2 separate regions of the Homo sapiens genome follow, and region 2 is linked to region 1. The links are chromatin loops, found by intact Hi-C in ENCODE. Cell type or tissue: heart right ventricle. All regions are shown on one strand. Each heading gives the region's core, and the rest is flanking DNA. Links, peaks and the distances in the headings are about the cores only. Region 1 overlaps RBFOX1 (RNA binding fox-1 homolog 1). Region 2 overlaps RBFOX1 (RNA binding fox-1 homolog 1).

Evidence for each region. A loop is a pair of places that touch in the nucleus more often than their neighbours do. Peaks named below come from ENCODE experiments on the same cell type or tissue, not always from the same donor. Only the 100,000 strongest peaks of a DNase experiment are listed, where the experiment ranks them.
Region 2: it touches region 1 in a loop (4-fold over the local background); 3 of 110 quality-filtered maps call a loop at or near these places.

The regions. Positions count from the first base shown.
Region 1 is chr16:7,596,438-7,607,293 of GRCh38, reverse strand. It overlaps RBFOX1 (RNA binding fox-1 homolog 1), which reads right to left. Exons shown (of 16, transcript NM_018723.4): 9 at 9,863-9,923; 10 at 1-9. Among named protein-coding and RNA genes, the nearest start is that of LINC02152, 690 kb to the left of the region's middle. In heart right ventricle, for the core only: no CTCF peak of the experiment used is centred there; no DNase peak of the experiment used is centred there; H3K27ac peaks cover 1,511 bases.
Region 2 is chr16:7,531,713-7,542,568 of GRCh38, reverse strand. All of the region lies in intron 5 of RBFOX1 (RNA binding fox-1 homolog 1), which reads right to left. Among named protein-coding and RNA genes, the nearest start is that of LINC02152, 760 kb to the left of the region's middle. In heart right ventricle, for the core only: no CTCF peak of the experiment used is centred there; no DNase peak of the experiment used is centred there.

The DNA of each region.
Region 1 (10,856 bases), core at 1,534-9,533:
ATTTCCAGCCTTAAAACAAATACACAAAAACATTATTATCACATTTGATTCAACATCTTATATAATTGCAAATGAATCACAAATCAAATGGGTTAAAGTATCTCATTTTGTATTTTAAAATGTAAAGGAGGTGTCGTTTGGGCATGCATAAAAATACTTAAAAACCACACATAAGAAAATATATTTATGCCCTTCTTTGATTTTCTGCCAGTGCAAGTTAATGGAATGGAAACTACTGACCAGCCACAAGTGAACCCTTTGAAAATGACATGGTAATTAATTTTCTACTCCATCAATATTTTTTAGAACTACTATAATAATTTTAATTTTTTCTTATTTTATATATCACTGCTAGATAATCCATCACACCCCTCTGCATTAAGTTCACAAAAATTAGAAAGCTTGCATAAACAAAATTCTTGGCAGCAATATATTCTAACAATTGTCATTCCAAATTATAACCTCGAGATACTAGAGAATTCCAAAGTGCTTCATAAAAACCAAAGAAAATGATATTTTATCCCCTAGAGATTTACTGTGGCCTACATTTTGATGCATTCAGGAACTGTAAAAAATTCTTAATCAATGTATGATATCTAAGGTAACTTTCAAATAATCTGTATATATGATTAATGGAATCCTGTAATTTTCCAAATGTTCTGGATGGAGAGTTTTTTGTAAAATGAATCCTGACCCTTTAGAAATCTTTACTCACAAAAAAAGAGCATACAAGAATATTCTCAAATTGGAAAGCACATTACATATATGCTGGGCATTATTTAGGGGAACAATTTCCAGAGACTGATCACGTTTTAGGGTTTTGTTATTGTTTCCTGCTCCTGCTGGCTAAGTCTTCATAAAAGCATCCGTGCGGGCTGGGTGAAGTGGCTCATGCCTGTAGTCCCAACACTTTGGGAGGCCAAGGCAGGGAGATCACGAGGTCAGGAGTTTGAGACCAGCCTGGCCAACATAGTGAAACCCCATCTCTACTAAAAATACAAAAAATTAGCCAGGCATCATAGTGGGCACCTGTAATCCCAGCTACTTGGGAGTCCGAGGCAGGAGAATCACCTGAACCTGGGAGGCAGAGGTTGCAGTGAGCTGAGATCACGCCATTGCACTCCAGCCCAGGTGACAGTGTGAGACTCTCTCGGGAAAAAAAAAAAAAAAAAAAATCCATGCAGGTCGGGCACCGTGGCTCATGCCTGTAATCCTACCACTTTGAGAGGCCAAGGCAGGCAGGTTACTTGAGGTTGGGAGTTTCCAGAGAGCAGCCTGTCCAGCATGGCGAAACCTTGACTCTACTAAAAATACAAAGTAGTAACAACTAATCAGGCTGAGGCATGAGAATCGCTTGAAGCTGGGAGTCAGAGGTTGCAGTGAGCCAAGATGGTGCCACTGTACTCCAGCCTAGGTGACAGAGTGAGACTCTGTCTCAAGAAGTAAAAAAAACCTTGAAAGACAGAGGAGGGTAAGGTGTGTAGTCCTTTGCTCTGAGTCCTTGAGCAGAAGGCCAAATACCAAAGGTCCTTTAATAAATGTTTTTGAGAGAAGGCAATGATTAAAGTTTGAATGTGAAGGAAGGTATTTTTGACAGTAAGAACTTTCTGAGGTTTGCCGAGAAGAGAGAGGTGTGATTTTCTGCCCGAACTAAGAATAGCCCAGAGGTGTTCTTAACATCCACTAAGGAAAACAGAGGCTCACTAACTCAACAGACAGGCCAGTATGTCTATCGAAATCCAGAACTTTCTAAAACTTGATAAGAATGTTTTCTAAGAACTTTCAGTTCCAACCTGAAGAAGCTAGGTGGTTTACAGCCCCCGGGATGATCTCAGAATAGAGATTCTCAAAGTGTTATACTTCTATTACCTGGGAGGCATATTTAATTCCTGGGCCCCCTTTTTAGAGTGACAGAAAGAAACATGAAATTCTGAGACCTACTGCCCTAGCGGTTTCTGAAATTTCATACTGACACCCTCTTCTCTTGTATTAATCACATCTTGCCTTATAAGAATTTCTATAGTGACGTAAAAATAAATATTAGTTCAGACATTTCAGAATGTGTTTTATGAGTATGGAAATGACTTCAATTTGATCAACTGAAATTCCACTGCTTCCTTTTTTTAAAAAAAAGTCTAATTCCTGAGGATATGGGAATTAATATCTACATTTCAACTTGGAGTCTAAGAAAAAGTACAAAAAACTAGTTGAAAATAAAGCTGCAGACATATTTAATGTTCTTTCTTTCTAGTTTTTCACAGAAACCTAGAATTTGTAAACTCTATATGGGGTCATATTAAATGAATAATTATTAAGTGATCACTCTTCATCTTTCCACTGTTACCCATCTCATACTCTACTGATGCTCCTACCTCTTATTGGTAGTGGAGATGGTGTCTTTCCCATACTGTGCATCTCAGGTCTTGTTTCTTGAATATCCTTACTACCTTAAATACTTTCTTTTGCATATAAGACTTCCTTTTCCTTTTCACTGAAGGTATACTTATCAGTGAATTTTGGTGTAGCTCTTAAAGATTATAAATTTGCCAATGATCTCTCATTTTCTAAGAACAAAGCAAAAAATTCCAGATCTCTCAGAGGCATTTGAGGCTACCTAGAAATCATGTTTATCTCATCTGCCTACCCACCTATCCATCTATCTACTGATCTATCTATAAACGTATCTATAATCTGTCTATCCCCCTATAATCTGCTGTTTATTTCCCCATCTTTCTGCAAGTTATGAGTTTGCCAAGTCTGCACATGGCAATCTCTTCATAAAAAAATAAAGAAAATAAATGATACTCTCCTTCATCAGGAGATCTGTGCTATCTCATGTTTGCAAGTATTAATCGTGAGAAAGGTAATTGATAAAGTCTCCTCTACAAGAAACCAGCTGGGAATCTGTGTGCTGCAAAATGAAATGCTTGGGTCATCATGGGAACATGAGTGCAGGTGTCAACCTTCTTCCCATCCTTGATCCCTTCTAAACAAGGCTACTCCACTCCCACTGTTGGAGACCAAAGACCTTTCTGAACTCTGCGATGGGAATGAAAACCCAATTTCTAGTCTCCCTCTTCTCCCCCCACTCATGAAACCTGTTACTCAGCAAGTCCTTCTCCCTTTAGCAAATGGCATATCTATCTACTTGGTTGCTCAAAATAAAATTCATCAACACTTCCTTGATTCTTCTCTTACCCTCATACCCCATGTGTGATCCATTAGAAAATCCTGTTGGTTAAAACTTGAAAAGTCCTTCCCTTCTTCTCCATTGCCACCACTGCAGACCAAGGCATTCCTATCTCTGCCTGGACAAGTTCAACAGCAGAAATGCCCTAATTCTCACTGTCTCCTCTTCCTCCTCCTTCCCCCTGTCCATTCTGGTCATGGTGACCAAAGCAATTTTTTTAAAAAAAACATCAGCTTTGTCATCCTGATACTCAGAATTCAATAGCTTCTTCCCAATTTGAGATAAGCACACATGTCTTACCTTAGTCAATCAGCACACACTAACCATTAACCAAACTATTTGGTACCTCTTTGGTACCACTTCCCTTTTTCCCTTTCCCCGTCTCTCCCAGCTACAGTGACACTGGCCATTTTCATCTTTATAAAACCCCCCAAGACCACCGTATATCAAAGTCTCTTTGTATCCACTTCTCCTTCTTCTTGGAGAACTCTCTAGCTTTTCACAAAGTCGACTTCATGTTATTTAGGGCTCTGGAGTCTTTTCAGAACATGCCAGTTAATGTCACTTTCCCACCTCCTCTTAGAGTTACTCTTGGATTCCATGATTCCATTCCCAGTTTTATTTTCTGCATTGCCGTTAATGCTATCTGGATTTAGCTTCTTTCTTTCTTTGCTTGCTCTTGTCTTTTATAACCATTCTCCCTCATTAAAATTAACAGTCAAGCAGGCAAGACTGCTGTCCAACATGAATCTCCAGCACCTAAAATGTTGTTTGGCAAAGTAAGCATTCCATAAATATTTACTTGGTTTTTCTCTAAAGAAACTAAAGGAATATAGTTTTTCCTAATAGACAAATTTTTTTTTGGCTCTGATTATGTCTCCTTCCAATCTTCAAGGACCTGCTTCCTTCCATAGACTCTACATTAAATAAAGAAGAATCGTGTTAGGGATGACTGTTGTCCCGGTTGCTTAGTTGAAATTACTTTTTTGATGTAGGCGTTTATTACTATACACTTTTTGATTAGCACTGCTTTTGCTGTATCCCATAGACTTTGGCATGCCGTGTTTCCATTTTAATTTATGTCAAGAATTTTTAAAATTCCTTCACTGACCCAATGGACATTCAGGAGCACACTGTTGAATTTCCATGTATTTGTACAGTTTCTGAAGTTCCTCTTGCTATTCATTTCTAGTTTTATTCTATTATGGTCTAAGAAAATACTTGATATAGTTTAGATTTTTTAAAAATTTGTTGAGACTTGTTTGGTGGCCTGACATGTGGCTTATCCTGGACAATGTTCCGTGTGTTGATGAGTAGATGATGTATTCTGCAGCTGTTGGAAAAGGTATTCTGTAAATGTCTGTTATGTCCATTTGGTCTAGAATCCAGCCCTTGAAAATCGCCTCCACTCAGACTTACAGAGCTCATGCGGGCTTATGTAAATATATGCAAATCACATGCAAATGAACCCACATTCCCTGTGACTCCTCCTCGTACCTGAAAGAGACCCTTGGGATAACCCTGCTGGAGATAAGAGCCTGCACTGTCAGGAAGATGAACAAAATGATCCCCTTTTTAATTTCTTAGGCAGTTTGTGTATGTCCCCAGGCCTTGCAAATTCAGAGATTTTGATCAAGGACATTAAACTGAACAATGAGGCTTACAACAAAAGGAGAATGGCTGATAAGGCCCACTGGTCCCAGCCTCCCAGGGCCCCCCCAGCCCCACAACAAGGCAATGGAGCCAGAGAACAGACGTCTTGGGGTCTGGCTCTGTATCAGATACGCAAGCAGTTTAGACCCCTCCGTGGCCAGGACTCAAGGGGCCACATCTGAATTTGCACTCCCCTCCCCAAATTTAGCTTGTCAAAGGTCAAGTGTCAGTATTTCTAAAATATGCTGGTTAAGACCTCCAGTGTTAACTATGACTGCATTGGGTGTTAAAAGGCCAAGTCTGAATGTGTACACAAAAAACATCAGCACAGGCTTTCTCTTAAGGCTTTGCTGGGTTACATATCAAAGAAACGCATTCCAGAGAGCACCCTTATGTACGCTACAGGAATTACAAAAACTGCCTGTCAATGCTTTCTAAAGACATATACTAAGGATGTCAGAGACCTGGCAGCTGACATGGTACAGGTGGCAACTCTCAAATACCAAACAAAAAGAAGTGAGGTTCGCACTGGGTACAAAGGTGTTTTGTTTGGGTTCACTGAATATTCTTTAACGGCGTGTATTTATTGCCAAAATTTAAATTCCGTCTAAAATACAGGATTTCTATTTCTCTTGAAACATCGGTAGAAATGGTAACTTTAAGTTGAGAATGCCTCACAGACAGACTTATTAGAGGTGGTCAAGGGCTACTGCATTCAACTCCCCACTTAGTCACATTTACCACTGCTCCCCATTGTGAGACTGATAGGGAGATTAAATGTTTGAGATCTTTTATTGTTAATTCGTGGTGGTGGTGGTGGTGGTGTTGATTTTTCCTCGTAGATAAATATTTTGCTTTACTTCAGTAAGAAAACAATAGCTAGTCCCAAAAGACTGAGTTTTTCAAAGACTGTCTGTTTGCTGATTTTACCTGTTCAGCCCCTTTTAGCATCTGAAGAATTGATCCTTAAACTAGTATCTCTCAGGGAATTCAACTACCCATGACAATAAAGGAATAATATGATGACTTAATATTGAAACTATGTGTAATCAAATACTACTGCGCTATAAATAGTAGTAAAAATAATCTTTTAGGCCACTTTGCATACCTAGCATTGTGTTGAGCACTTTCTCTCATAATTATCACAAAGAACTGTGATGTAGTTCCCATCATTTGTACAGTTCCCACTAGAGAGCTGGCACATGGAGAGTTTAAACAACTTCCTACAATTCAAGAGCCAGTGAATGGAAGAACTGATCCGGGCAACAAAGTATGCCTCTCTCTGGAGCGCTGAATATGTTTGCCCCATTTTCATCCTTCCTAACATCTCTAAGAAAATGAAAAAGCCATGTCTAGCACCCATGCTTCCCCAGCATCCAGGAAATCCTTGTGAATTCAGCTCTCAATCTTGTATTGCAGATCCAACATTTGATCCCCAAAGAACACAGCAAACCCCAACTCCTCCGTGTGGGTAGGTGTCCTTCAGAGAAATAGCAATAGAGAAATAGTCCAATCCCCTCTTTGTGGAACTTTTTAATAGAATGTCCAGAAGCCTACGGCTCATTCTACAGCTTTTCATTATGTCATTGTTTAAATATCCTGAGAATAGTATCTACACCCTCCATGTTATTAACTGTAACCCTCTATAATGGACAGGTATCTCATCACATTTAGAATTCAGTCTTATTTATCACTGGAAACTTTGCAGCTGCTAAAAGTTTTTCTGGATACATGATTGAAGTAATGCATGAAGGTGATGCTGGCATTGATAACTATATTTCATCACCTGGAGATGACCTGAAACTTTGATAGCTCCAGTAATTTATAATTTTGCTGAAGTACAATTTCTATGCTTTGTGAGAATGAATTATGTAGCTAATGAGTGAACCTCACCGATGGCTTAATTTTCTCATTTCAATGTGACTTTATTGGTCCCGACTTACCCTCTTTTGCCATAACTCTATCGTCTTGCTTATTAAGGATATGAAAGGGCCCTATATTTTTTCAGTTATATTGTATTGCCACTTAAGGGAATTTATCTGTAGTGGTGATACTCCTGAGTTGAAACTTGGGATAGCTTGGAGAACTACTTTTCTTTGAACACCAAAGTTCTCCATAATCTCCACTACAGAAGCCAAAGTCTTTATATAATTAGAATTGACATTTGTGTTTTAAATAAATTCTACTGTGTCTATCCATCAACCCCTTAGGTGCCATACACAGTATGTGTGACAGGAACAATTCTCTGAGTTCCCTTTTGCAGGTACGTGGATGACAGACCCATATGACTGACTTATTCCTGGAAACTGAGTGCATGGCTACCTGGAATGGGACATGGGATGTGCATGCCAAAATCTGGCAGGAACACGAGGTTGCACATTTAATAATTTTTTTGTTATTGTAGTTGGTTGCCACTTGAGTGCATTTCTACAAGAAGACAAAGGGAAAGCGATGCCTGATACACACAGGCATGGTCACAAGATTTTGTTACTTCATAACAAAAAGAAAAGGCTAGGCCAGAAGTGGTGGCTCATGCCTGTAATCTTAGCATTTTTGGAGGCCAAGACAGGCACATCACTTGAGCTCAGGAGTTCGAGACCAGCCTGGGCAACTTGGTGAAACTCCGTCTCTACAAAAAATAAAAAAAAAAACTAGCCAGGCATTGTGGCATGTGGCTGTAGTCCCAGCTACCAGGGAGGATTGCTTGAGCCTGGGAGGCAGAGGGTGCAATGAGCCAATAGCATGCCACTGCCCTCCAGCCTGGGTGAAAAAGTGAGACCCTGTCTCAAAAAAAAAAAAGAAAAAAAAAAAAGTCTTTATTAATTTCTTCATCTTCTCTAGCCTCAATGTTGCACCTCTAAAATAGGGATAATGATGTCCTCTTTATAGGACTTCATTTGTGTCCAGTGCACTTAAAATGCCTCACATAATGCATACCTCATATTCCAGAAAGGCTAGTTATTTATAAATGGGCTTTGAATTGTGTTAAAAAATCCTACAGGTCTAGTTTTCAGTCCCTGGTCATAAAATTGATCAATAACTCTTTTAAAATAAATATACATGCACATGGCTTATGAAATATTTGGCTTTTCTCGCTCCAGTTTCTCACTCAGCACACATGAGCAGCTAGTCATATGTAGACAAGCACACATGTGCCTGGGCACCAGTGCAACTTCATAATTAAAGACTATGCCCAACCGTCAGGTTGATGTCACCATATATGAAATCTGGCAAGTTTCAGAGTCATTACTTTTACCCAACTGGAAAGGCTGTATGACATATAAATCAGAGGTTTGCTTCAGTTCAGCACTGGGCATTTAAAGTCTGGTGTGAAAATAGTCTATACCATTTAAGGGCATGTCTTGGTTGACAAAGCTGAGAAAAATAGCAGAATAGGTAATTCTTCTGGTCTTTCAACTTAGAGCCCTATTATATAGACGGTATGTCCCTGTTGAATGATGCCCCTTTTAAAATTAAGAGCAAACTGACTGTCAAATTGGTAGTCACTGGCAAAAGAAACAGGAAAATCAAAACTACCAAATGATAATACATTGCTAGATCATTGTTTTCTTTTATTGTGATAAACAATCAGTATTTAGTTCTGACTGAACCTATTTATCTGTTTTGTGTAATATTACATAACCACTGAAATGAATTAGTCTAATCTGTATATATTAAATTAAAGGAACTCTATATAGATTTATTAAAAAACCCAATTAAAAATGCCAGGTGTATCCTTATATCATTCACATAAAAATGTATACAACACTATGAATACTATAAATGAACACCTACTACATATATAGGCATGAATACGCAAAATAAAACTATAGACAACAATCTGTAATAGCGGCTTCCTGTGAGGGGGGAGGTAGGAAACCAGGGTGGCAATGGGGTTATTTAAAATATATTTTAGACTTGTCTTTAACGTTTCTTTTAATTTTTTTTTTACTTTAAAAAATCCGTATCTCCATGTGCAATTAAAATTTTAGAAGTATAAAATTCCATATATCTCCTTTTGATGTAATAAAGTTATATTATTTTTATGAACCTGAATCAAAGAAAAAATGTTTGCCAGTCTCACAATTCAGCACAACCATTAGCATTCTGGCATATTATCATCATTTATCTAAAGTTATGCGACAAACATTTATGTCAATTTTTTAATTATGAGACCCTTTATGATCCTTATCCTGCTCATTTTAATGGGTATAATATTCTACCATGTGTATATACTTTAACTTACTGCATTGCTTTAATTTTTGGTACAATTAAGTATGTGATTAACACAGTGGCAGGTTTCTTCCCCATATATCTTAAGAGATACTTATTTTGAGAGGAATTAAAGAATCAAAATGTTCAAACATTTTTAATAACTCATATGTGAATGCTTTTTAGGAGGAGTTTTCAGAAGTTTTATTGATAAAAACAGAAATTGCATTGTCCTGATGGGGTCTGTAATACAAAGCAACATTCTCAACTAGCCCAAAATAACACTGAGCAGCCCAGAGAAGAACAAATAACCCACTCACACATTCTGCTAACCCTGTGGAATTCAGACATGAGGTATACTCTAAACCACTTCAAATGACTAATCTCTCTGGAGAAGACTCAAAGACAGAATAAATTACGTGACTGCACGTCCAGGAATGATTAGTAATCAACGAGCAGATGGTATTGAAAAGCAAACAAACTAAACCTCCAATTCTCCCCTCAACTTACTGTAATAACCAATGAAATTAGCAAACTAATTTCCAAATAATTAGTGCATCTCAATCCCAAACAGAGTTATTCTAGAAAGAAGGGAAGAAGGGCAGGCACACTTAACCTGAACACTCCATTTGCCTTTGTTGTGAAAATGATCTTATTGATGTAGGTGGTTCACTGTAGCAGGTCAGTAGTAAAAACACAGTGTCAATGCCCAGGCAAACACAGCTTGTTGTAATAGAATCTCTGGTTAAATTACTTAAAGAGTCAGAAGTAGAGAGAATTTCTTGTAAAAGGCCAATCTCTACTTACCATTTGTATAAGGGTTGACGGTCTTTTTATTTGTCATTACACGTGCTGTGGCATTATTTACCTATGTACATAGAAAACTCAAGTAAGCACATATTCTAGGGCCAGCTCCCAATTCAATTAGTTGCATGCATTATGACCGTGATTACTTATTAAAAAAGAAAACTAAAAAGTAAAATGCATTTTAATTTATAAAAGGCAGTAGGTGCATAACAAAATCATACATTTTTAAAATTACATTTACTTCATAACCGTTTAACTTACAAATCATTTCAATAAAGCAATGTCATATCATTAAGAGTGTTTAATAAAGGGACAGTAAAAGCAAATTAAAAGATTCTGCATAATTGAAGATTTAAAAGCATGCGTGTACTCCATGGTAACACAGAAACAAGAAATATTTTTTAAACATAAAATAAAATTCATATGAAGGAGCATGCAGTGGAGAAGAGAGAAGAGACAAGGTACAAGGGAACATAAATGTCAAAAAAAGGGACAAACAAGTCTTAGCCGTGTGCAACACTTTAGGAGGAAAGAACCATCAGGAAAGCAACATCTAGCATTCAACACTTGGAACAAGAGCCTTTTACATCGCAAGAATTAACAAAATCATTCAAGCTTTAACGTCACAGCTAACAAAAGGATAAAAGAGAGGGTGCATTGTTTAACACAATATGGGGTTAACAATCTGAGTAAGATGTGCACCGGTCATAACTCAATCCAGTCAGTGCCTCCCAGGCTAGCTTAGAACGTACACTCAATTACAGGCGTACCAATATCCAAAAAAATAGAGCATCAAGAAAACTTAATACGACAAGTCAAAAAAATTCACGTGGTATATATATATATGTATATAGATATATCAGCACTAAATACGTGAAACGGCAGATGGACTTCACCACTTACCATTCACCACCATCGCCAGCATGGGTTTGTATACAGTTACCATGGTTACTGAGAGTTTGGTGAGGGGCCTAAGCGTTATCGTCGAAGGGGA
Region 2 (10,856 bases), core at 842-8,841, 64 kb after region 1:
CCCTCTATTTCTATCTCCTTTTTCTGTTTCTCTTTCCCCTTCCTTCGCCCTTCATGTCTTCTCTTTCTTTCTATCTCTCTGTTTTTAAAATTTATTTTGCCTCTTTCCCCATGTTCTCCTTCCTCTGCACTTGCACCCGTTTGGGTAAATCAACTGGAATTTCACCTGCAGACCCGGGTAATCCAGAAGAGGTGGGGTGGAAAGTCAAGAGGAAGTTACGGGTCTGGCGTATGCTTTCAAACACAAGTTACATGCTCCAAGTCTGTCTTTGTCACAGGTCCCTGTATCAGAGGAGGTTGGCTGCTTGCCTAGATATTTAAAAGGAATTATTTTCTTTCCCCTTTGACCAGTCTTCTCTGTGTATATCTCTCTGGCCCAGGTAGCCCATAGGGTTGAGGGAGTAATAGTCCGTTCAGAATGTTCTGTGCTCCAGCCCTTGTTGCATTCATCACAATCTCATCTGCCATTCCTAACAGGGAACTGCTGCTCTATTTTAGAGGTACCCCCACGAAAGCTGCCAGTACCCACACTTCTTCCCAGCTCAGGTCAAAAGAGAAGGAAAACCTCAGCTGCCGGCCAAGGCCATCTCTCTAATGTCAAGCTGAAGCACTGCACCTTAGAAATCTCTTTGCTGGGAAACTTGGCATCTGCTCACCCAAGACTTCTTTGCAGGCATGTGGCTTGTGAATGGCCTGGGAGATTTCTTAAGCACCCCAAGTCCTTCACATCATCCCACTTCATCCTCATGACACCCATCAAAATCATTTGCCAGAGGAAGAAACAGAGACTCAAAAAACATGACAGGCCCAAGGCCCAGGTGGTTAATGACTAGGAAAGCATGGCTGCTTGCATGGAGAAAGCCTGCATTCACTCCATTCCAATGGGCCAATTCTTTTGAGCTTTCCCGAAACATTTTTAACAAAATTTTGATTTCAGAAATAGATGAAAGACAAAACACCAAACCTACATGAATACAGTGGTATCTGGGACAGTCTAGATGGAATAAGCAGGATTTTCAATGCAAACGGACATATATTTCCTATCCTGTAAATGACAGTGAACACTGAATTCACTCTGAGTGAGATAAAAGTCGGGAAAAAAAAAAACCTGATAAAAACAAACACTAATGAGATCCTTTGACGCAGAAGATGTCATAGCAGAAAGGAGCAATCTCCTATCAGTGGAGCTCCTTCTGGAGGTAAATCTGAAAGAGGAAAATGCTGCTTCACGTGGAGCTGGTCCTTTGCCTCACATTTGCAGCCAACAAAGGGTAGACACTCACTTTTAGAAGCAATAAACTCTTCCTTCTGAGGGAATGCACCTTGTGCAATTTTGCTGAATGGCTTATTTTTAAGCCTCACTAAGAGTTCTTTGTGCTTGTCCTTAAATATGTATTCTGAGTAATTAGAGTGAATTATCTTGCTGCTCAAGGTACATACAGCAGTCAGGGGCGAAAAGCAGCGTCTATAAACTGCACAAGCCTTGGATTTCCAGGTGTGTGGTTAGGGGTGCTTCTAAAAGGAAACATTCTGGGTCTTGGGCAGGGAGGTATCTAATGTGTCTCTCACTTGAACCTCTGAGAGAGCTAAACCTTCAATGCACTGAATTAACCAGGGTCATCAAACTAAGGTCCCTAGAAGACACAGGTTTTAGTGGTAAATGGTGTTGGGATGAATCCAGCCTTGGCCACATGAGGAGTTTAGGGTTTAAGGAAAGTGATAAGACTTCTCTGAGCCTTAGGTTTCTTAAATCTGCAAAACAGAAACATTCCTACAAGCCTAGCATGAGTGCTGGGATGACAACATGAACTCCCTTCGGTGAAGAATCTCATAGGTGTTTAATTATTGATCTCCTTATTTCTCATTCAAGAAGAGACAACCAGAAGTACTAACGGTTAAGCCTGAAGAGGTCATGACTATCATGAGCAGGTTTACGGACATCTTTTATGTCCATGACAACAACCATAGAGACAGCAGAGACAGAGCAGTCAGTGATCATCAGATGTGTTGTATAAACCTGGCACCAGGCTAAGAACTCTGCAATCATTGACATGTGTTGTCTTCATAACTACCCTCTGTGACAAACACTTTAATTATCCTAATTGTATAACTGATGATAAATAACACAGAGTAGTTGTGTTACTTGCCAAGTCTTGCATGGGTAACACCTGAGGGAGCCTGGATGTGAAGTCAGGCAATCTGTACAGGAGCCACTCTCTCAGCCACATTGCCGACATGGTGCCATATTGCATTATTTTCAGGTACCTTGAGTTATTAAACATATTGCTACAGTCAGAGACCAAGGAGTTTCCAGCGAGGGAAACAGCGAGATCTGGAGAAAACAAAATGGTACAGGCAGGGAAGCAACATCGCAAGCTTGGGAGTACACTATAAAAGATAACTCTAAAGTAGCAGAGTGAGCCTTTGAAAGGAGGAGACGGGGGTTAGAAGAATCCCACCACCAATGAGGCACATGTCTTTCTGCAAAGCAGTAGCAATAATGACATACATGATAATAATAGAAGTAGTGGCAGCTACAATTTATAGGGCACCTTCTATGCTTTAGGGCTTAGTGAGGTTCAATAGCTTTCCCAAAGTCATGCAGTGAATAAAGGGCAACGTTGGGATTTGAACCCAGGAAATGCCTACCTCCAAGGGGCTGCCTTCTCCATAAAGGAGAAATAAGCCAGTATGGGGACGGAGTTATCTTTTTGTCTCTTCTCATCTATCTGGATGCTATATTCTTACCATTCTGATAATGACTCCTCTCTCGTCTTTCATCTCCCAAGCCTCATCTGAAGTTCACTGGGGAGGGCAGAAGCAGGAAGCCCAGTGCTATCATGCACTTGGTCGCCAAGCAATAGACTACTCTGCCTGGTCCTTTGTGGCCAGAAACAGTCTCGGTATCCTTATTCCTGCATTTCATTTATCTGGATCACCAATGCCTGGTGGCATCACCTCTATGTAGAAGATTACAACTCATCCATTTAAGCATGTTACTTTGGGTGATCCCATTGGGAAATACATGAGGAAACACATTATCTGTTGCTTCAGATCATGGACAATATGTCACCTGGGCTTCTCAGATGTGCAAAAATACGCTCTTTATATTATCCCGTGTTCCACCTACAAGAAGAGACTCCTATTTGGTTGGGGAGTGGTGAGGAAGCTGCACTGGGAATAGAGAGAGATGAGGGACACCTGGCTTTGCACATACTCTTCACTCTTCCTGGAATGCTGCTCCCACTGTCTTCTCTTGCTGGACTCTCCCATCCTTCAGAACACAGCTTAACCGACCCTTCCTCAGAGAAGGCTTCCCTGATCTCATGTCCCTCCCTCCTTAATCTTCTCTTTTTCAACCTAATATGTGTTTTCTTCAAAAAGTATCATGGTGGACTCAAGACGGTTTCACATTCTTTGTCATATCTCCTAGTCAAAGGTGGAGTCTTTTCCCCTCTCCTTGAATCTGAGATGACCTTATTTTAATCAACAGACTGAGGCAGACATAGCACATAGCAAATGCCAAGGCTGAGCTTTATCAGATATGCAGCTTCTACTCTCATTTCTTGAGACACACCTTTTTCGAATTCAGCCACCACTGAAGTGTGTACATGCCAAGATGATGCCCATATGAAAGTCTCATTGACCATAGAACTCCATGCTGTGAGGAAGCTCAAGCTAGTCTTGTGGAGAGATTGAGTGGCGGGGTGGGGGTGGGGGTGCGGGGGAGGAGATGTGTTGTACAGACAATCACCAAGTTCCAGACATCTGTGGGAAACCTTGGAACTTACTCCCCAGTTCCAAGTGGTATATGTACCAAGCTGATCTCTACAGCTAAACTTCACCCAAATACCTGAAGCATAGAATTGTAAGTAAATAAAATGTTTGTTTGGGGTAGTTTGTTAGGCAGCAATGCATAACTGAAGCAAACATTACAATTTGTAATTATTTAGTTACATTGTTTATTTGTTTCCATCTCTCTCTCCTACAAGATAACATTCTAAACGAAGAAACCATAGCTATTTTTTATCTGTTCCTCAATCTTCGGTGCCAGTTACACAGTAAGCACTCAACAAATAATTTCGAATGTATGATCTATCATTAAATAAAATAACAGCAACACTATAATAGTAATAGAAGTTGAGGAGAATTACATTTTCCTCAACAGTAAGTTGAGGTAGTTGTGGCAGTAATAACAGTGGACACCATAGGAAAAGTAGCATAATAGTAGCAGCTATGGGCTAATGGGGCAGATGGACAGCACATACCATTGCTGGACAATAGGAGGCTTTAAATAAGGATCTTATTGATGGCGGAAGGACTCATGAAAGAAAACCATTCAAGTGAAGCCCAGGCACGAGATAGCCTTCCTCAACAAACTCTCACTCTCAGATCTTCTGGCAGGTCCTCGTTCTCCTCTACTAGGATGTATGTCCCTCCAGGGCAATACTCACAACTCTTTGTCTCCCAGTCTCAAGGTCTAACCCAGAGCTGATCACTCTGCGGGTACCTCCATTGATTTCTCACTCTTTCCGGGCACAGACAATGTCTGACTCATCTCTGTTTTCCAGTAAGAACCTGGCACACAGTAGGTGTTGATAAATGTTTGCTGAAATAAATTTAATTGGGATCAATGCCCAAAAGGCAGATTCTCTCATTTCCATTGTTTAAAAATACCACGGATTTCCCCTCATGCATTATGTATGATGGAAATTAATTTATCCAGAATTGTTTTCCAATGCATAATTTTCAAAGGCTCTAGTCTGCATTCAACTGAAATCTGCACTGGGGTGGAGGCGGGGTTTGCTTAGTCTCTGGCTCCTGCGTTAATTCCAAACACTATTCCTGAGATGGACCCAAGCATAAGGGCCTGGATGAAATCACGTTAGAAGCCACCATTTCCTGATTCCTACTTCCCTTGGCAAGGTCAGGATGGATGCATCTCATAGAACCAGGTAGATCTTTTTACGATGTCTTCACCCCCAGCTCAGTGGCATCTCCATTCTTCCAGCCCCTTAGAAGAAGGTGGCAGCAAAAAGAGTGTGAAGTTGTGGTTATAAGTGTAGGTCTAGAGTCAGACATATTACTAAGTCAGACTTGTTCAGCTATGACCTCAGGGAACACACTGAGTCACATCAACTGACCACGCCTCAGTTTCCTCACTGTAAAGAGAGCATCATCACATCCTCAATGGTCACTCTCAGAATTAAATTACAAGGGACTATACCGTCCCAAATTGTCACAAAAGTCCACAGGTGTGAATACTGTATATTACAGAGAGCTCTGGCAGATTATTTGGTCATTTGATATTGACTCCAACCCATGTTCCAGACCATTCTAGTTCCTATCAACATCTCTCATCCAGCCCATGGCAAGAGCTTACTGGCAGTCCTTTCTGCCACTTCCCAACACCATTATTGCTTTTCTCCAATCCACTGTCCACATGGTGGTCAGATCATTCCCAAAATCAAACCTAATGATGGGATTCTTTCTGCTTAAAATCCTTCAATGGCCTCCCATGGTACAAAGCCCCCAGATGAGGCCAGCAGGGCTCTGTATGAGTGTTTCTTGCTCACCTGTTTATCCTCAACTTGGGCCACCATCCCCCTGCCCGTCCACACAGCTACACTGATATTCATCCTGTCACAGGAATATGCCAACTTCCTTTCTGTCACTGGAGTGCTGGTAACTGATCAACAACCAGCTCTCCAGAAAAGCAGACAGAAAAGCCCTCATCTGTAGCATTGCCAATGCCCATAGTGTAAATACTCTCACCCTGGAGGTAACAAGCTACTACCATGGCATCCCTGTCCTGTTGGAAAGAGACATATACAATCGACAATCACAGGCCATTAAGAGCTGGCTTCCACACGCCCCTGCATCTTGTTTCCACATCTGCTGTCTGTCCTACCCAGGACATCCACCCACCTTTCTCTGCATGTCTTTCTTTTATTTATTAATTATTATTATTTTTTTGAGACGAAGTCTCACTGTGTTGCCCAGGCTGGAGTGCAGTGGTGCCATCTTGGCTCACTGCAACCTCCGCCTCCTGAGTTCAAGCGATTCTCTTGTCTCAGCCTCCTGAGTAGCTGAGATTACAGGTGTGCAGCACCACACCTGGCTAATTTTTGTATTTTTAGTAGACACAGGGTTTTACCATTTTGGCCAGGCTGGTCTTGAACTCCTTGCCTCAAGAGATCCACCCACCTTGGCCTCCCAAAGTACTGGGAATACAGGCATGAGCCACCGCGCCCAGCCTCTAATTTTCATGTTAAAAGTCACTTCTTTAAGGAAGTCTTGAATGCATCTCCGCTTTGATTTATGTCTCCCTGTTGCTTGTTTGCACATCACCCTCTACCTTTCCTTCACAGAAGTTTTTGCAAATGTAATTACAGTCAGCTCTCCTTTCCACGAGATCCACATCCACAGATTCAACCAATTGCAGATGGAAGAAACAGTGTTTTCTTATTTCCATGGGATGTCGAACCTGGTGGATACAGATGGCTGGCTGCATTCAACTGTGTGAGTGACGTGTGTGTGTATTCTGTGTTACGGTAGACTGTACATTCCTTGAAGGAGAAGCTATGTCTGTCTTATTCACTCTTGTATCTCCAAGGCCCAGTTCTGCGCCTCTCAAATAGTAAGAACCCAAGAAATATTCAGGAATAAATGAACAATACACAATTATTGAGTATCTACTTTGTTCCAGGCACTTTGCCTAACACTGAGAATAAAAGTGATGAATAAGGCACAGTGGTACCCTCAAAAAGTTTATAGCTTTATGCCAAATATTAAATTTTAAGTGGTTGTAAAATTGTTCATGTGTATTTAGTAGATTAATGTATGTGTGATACATAGTAGGAGTTCAGTAAGTATTTTGGGATGCCAAACTAAGGGTGGATTTTCAAAACATATAAAACATACAAAGGAAGAACCAACTCTAGTTTTGAGGTGGTGTCAGGAAAGAGTTTACAAAGGAACAAAGATCTGATAGACTCTCCAGCAAAGTCAGTGGAAAAGACTTCACAATTTAATTCCAGCATGGAAGGCCTCCCTTCCCTGTATCTAGCTTCCTTCCTGACACCATCTAGCCCAGTTTATTTTCAAACTATGCTGAGGTATCAAACACTGTTTGCATCTCTGAGTCGCAATGTCCAGCGAGATGTCTGGAAACTTGGTTGGCCAACATCCTCGCTGTGAATAAAAATGGTGTGGACCAATTGCTCACATCCATGAAACCCTAAGTGACCGTGAAGGCAGATTCCAGGCTCCCAGCTACAGAAAGGGCCCGTAAGCCCAGCAGCCCTGAGCTGGCCCAGGGAAATGATGGGAAATGCAATTTCATAAGGGCTGTTTGCAAAGTAATCCAATACATTACGGTGTGTGCATTATTATTGTATTATATTGAGGAATATCACATTTAAGGAGATTTCATAGCATCATAGCCATGCACAAGGGAATATAAAAGCGGTTAATAAAAGAGAGAAGTACAATTTCCCTTCAATGTTAGTTATGCTCCTATTATACTCAGAATAATAATCAGAGGTCCACTTAGCCTGACTTGGGAGTTAACAGAGCTGTAATTACCTCGTGTCTACAGTGTCATTACCAAGGGCTCAGCCCCAGTGTCAGGACACTGAATTCTCAGAAAGCCTGCAGCGCTTGACATTCGAGCTAAAGAAGGAAAATCGCAGGGCTTCCTAAAGCCACACACACACATAGCGGGGCAAGTCAAGACGTTTGAGCAGCCCAGGGTGAACTGTGTGTTAGAATTAAGGGCCCCCTAAAACCTGGATCCTGCTCATTAGGATTTTCTTCTGCTACGAGTGGATAGTCTCCTATCCTAGGAACCCTTACTGTGAAAAGGAAACCTGTCATTCCCCCGGCTAAATACATTAGACTTAGTTCTCCCTCTGCTGAGCCTGGTGAAAAAATTGTCTGAAGATTTGCTGAGAACAACAGAAGACGCACTAACGACTTTACCCAAAACTGACTTTCAGTGGATCGAATCGGGCTTCCAGGGGCTCTTCCTGGGATCAGTTATTCTAGCTACAGGGGAAGTTATCCTGGGGCTTACCGTATTCTACACGTAAGCTTCAGAGAAAGGCATCAGTTGCCTATTTTAGTTAATCATTGGCTCTATTGTGTGTCCTCAGTGTTTAAAGAGTTGCTGTGGTGGCCGTGCACTGTGGTTCATGCCTGTAATCCCAGCACTTTGGTAGGCTGAGACGGGCGGATCACCTGAGGCCAGGAGTTCGAGACCAGCCTGGCTAACATGGTGAAACCCCATCTCTACTAAAAATACAAAAAAAAAAATTAACTGGGTGTGGTGATGGGTGCCTGTAATCCCAGCTATTCAGGAGGCTGAGGCAGGAGAATCGCCTGAACCTGGGAGGTGGAGGCTGCAGTGAGCCGAGATCGAGCCACTGCACTCCAGCCTGGGCAACAAGAGTGAAACTGCATGTCCAAAAAAAAAAAAAAAAGAAAAAAAACGTTGGGACCTTTGACATGAATCAGGGCTGGATCTGAGTTCCATGTCTATCACTTCCTGGTGCCACTATTTGGAACAATTTACACAACCGTTTAGAGTCTCTTTTCCTTATCTTTAAAATGAGGTAACATCGCCCACCATTGGTTTTAGAATTAATTGACTTAAATCATTAATATATTGCCCAACACCATTATTACTTGCTCTATTAATAATAACAACTGAGAAACTCATTCTTTGACTGAAGAAGAATGTAGTATTTACTAATCCTGCTTTTGTTTAAATCAAGGTCAGTACAGATGATTCCTAACTTACGATATTTCAACTTAATGATGTGGAAACAATACACATTCAGTAGAAATCATGCTTTGAGTGCCCATACAACCATTCTGTTTTTCCTTTCAGTACAGTACATAATAAAGTGCATGAGATATTTGACACTTCAGTATAAAAGAGGCTTTGTGTTAGATGATTTTGCCCATCTGTAGGCTCATACAAGTGTTCTGTGTATCTTTAAGTTGTGCTAGGCTAAGTGATGATGTTCAGTAGGGGAAGTGTATTAAATGCATTTTCAACTTGTGATGGATTTATTGGGACATAGCCCCATCATAAGTCAAGAAGCATCTGCAGTGACATAGGTCTCAATTTTAAAGGATTTTTTTTTTAAAAAATGCAGGGCTGTGTGTATGTGTATGGGTGTTTCAAGGTGGAAGAAAATGTTGTATTTCTGATATAACAACTCTGGCAGTCACTAAATTCTGGCATTACACAAACACATTTTTCATTTTCTTTCTGGAGTTCCACAGGGAAGTCCAGTTTGATGGAAAGAATTTTTAAAATGTAATTCATCAGTCCAGTAAGAAATACCAAATCTTTTATTAAAAACAACCCAGACGACCTGAAAGAGTATCATACTCAAGTGCCTATGAGGACCAGTCCATGCAGGTAAAAGGGTACACTTGGTAAAACCCTACAGGCAGTGCTGGCGACTATGACAAATAGTCAGAGGGGACGGATGACACATCCCCAACATTAGCTGCCATGTTTTGTTAGATTTTTCCATTTTTTAATCAAAGCCAGCTTATTTTGTGAAAACTTCCATTTTACAATGCAGGCAATTAATTAATGTGAGTCCAATAAAATGGCCCGATGCCTGAATGCAGCCAGCAGGCCAACAATATGTACACTTTGGCCTAGATCGGGGGTTGCCAAACTTTTTCTGTTGAGGGTCAAACAATAAGCATAATTTTGGCTCTGTGGGCCATCGAGCTCTGTCACAATTACTCAAAGTTGCTGTCATCATGCAAAAGCAGCCATAGGCAATATGTGAACCAGTTAGTGTGACTGTGTTCCAATAAAACTTTATTGACAAAAACATCGCAGGCAGGAATCGGCCCACGAGCTACAGTTTGCCAACTCCTAGCCTTGCTACTTCTGCTGATGTTAAAAGCCTGGAGAAGGCTGGAGAGAAGAGAGAAAAGGAAGAGCTGCTAAGGGGCTCTGGGCCCCATCCACAGCTAGACTAGGCAAGGAGAAAGATGGCCAACGCCCTGTATTCCAGGGTGCGCATCCAACTCACGTCCTCCCTTTTCCTAGGTCCCCTCTGGTCTTCTCTGTCAAGAGCTTCAATGTCTCAAAAGAGGAAAAATTCCCAAATCCAATGATTAATATACCCTATCTCCCCTCGTCCCCAACATCTGCCTTCTGGAGTCACAGAAACTCTCTGGGGCTCATCTCCCCGAAGCTGGCGCCACCCACTGTTGTCTCTTCCCCTTTTGTGGAGCCACCAGATGAATGTCACCGCCTGGAACCCCAGGCAACTCCCGGCATAACTGCTAACCCAACTCCCACTTGCAAGCCAATTAGAGGGAAGAGGGGGGACGAAACCCACCTCCTGTCATTGGAATGCTACACCTACCGTTGCTTTTCTTAGTGAAAAAAAAAAAAAAGGTAGCTAGTTTCTCCCCCTAAAAAAGGCCAGAGAACAATCTATTTAAATTATAGTGTAACAATATAAAGCAAAAATGCAGAAGTCAAATACAATTTGGGTTATAATTATAGCAATTTCCTTGTAGCAAGTTTCTCTGGGAAATCCAGGCTTCCTCTTGTGAGCTTGCCAAATGGTATGAAGGCCTCTTTCACTCTATGGGGCCACTGGATGCCACTGGGGAAGGGGATGGGTTAGGGATGGGAAGGATGTGTGTGGGTTTAGTTGTATAAATTGAGGGAGTTGAGAGCTCTACAGACTTGCAGGATTGTTAAGATATTTGCCTGTAATGATATTATCATAATTGAAATAGTTAGCAGGGAATGTCATTTAGGTAAAATAAACTACTAACGGGGTAATCACACAAAATGGGTTTTGGAAT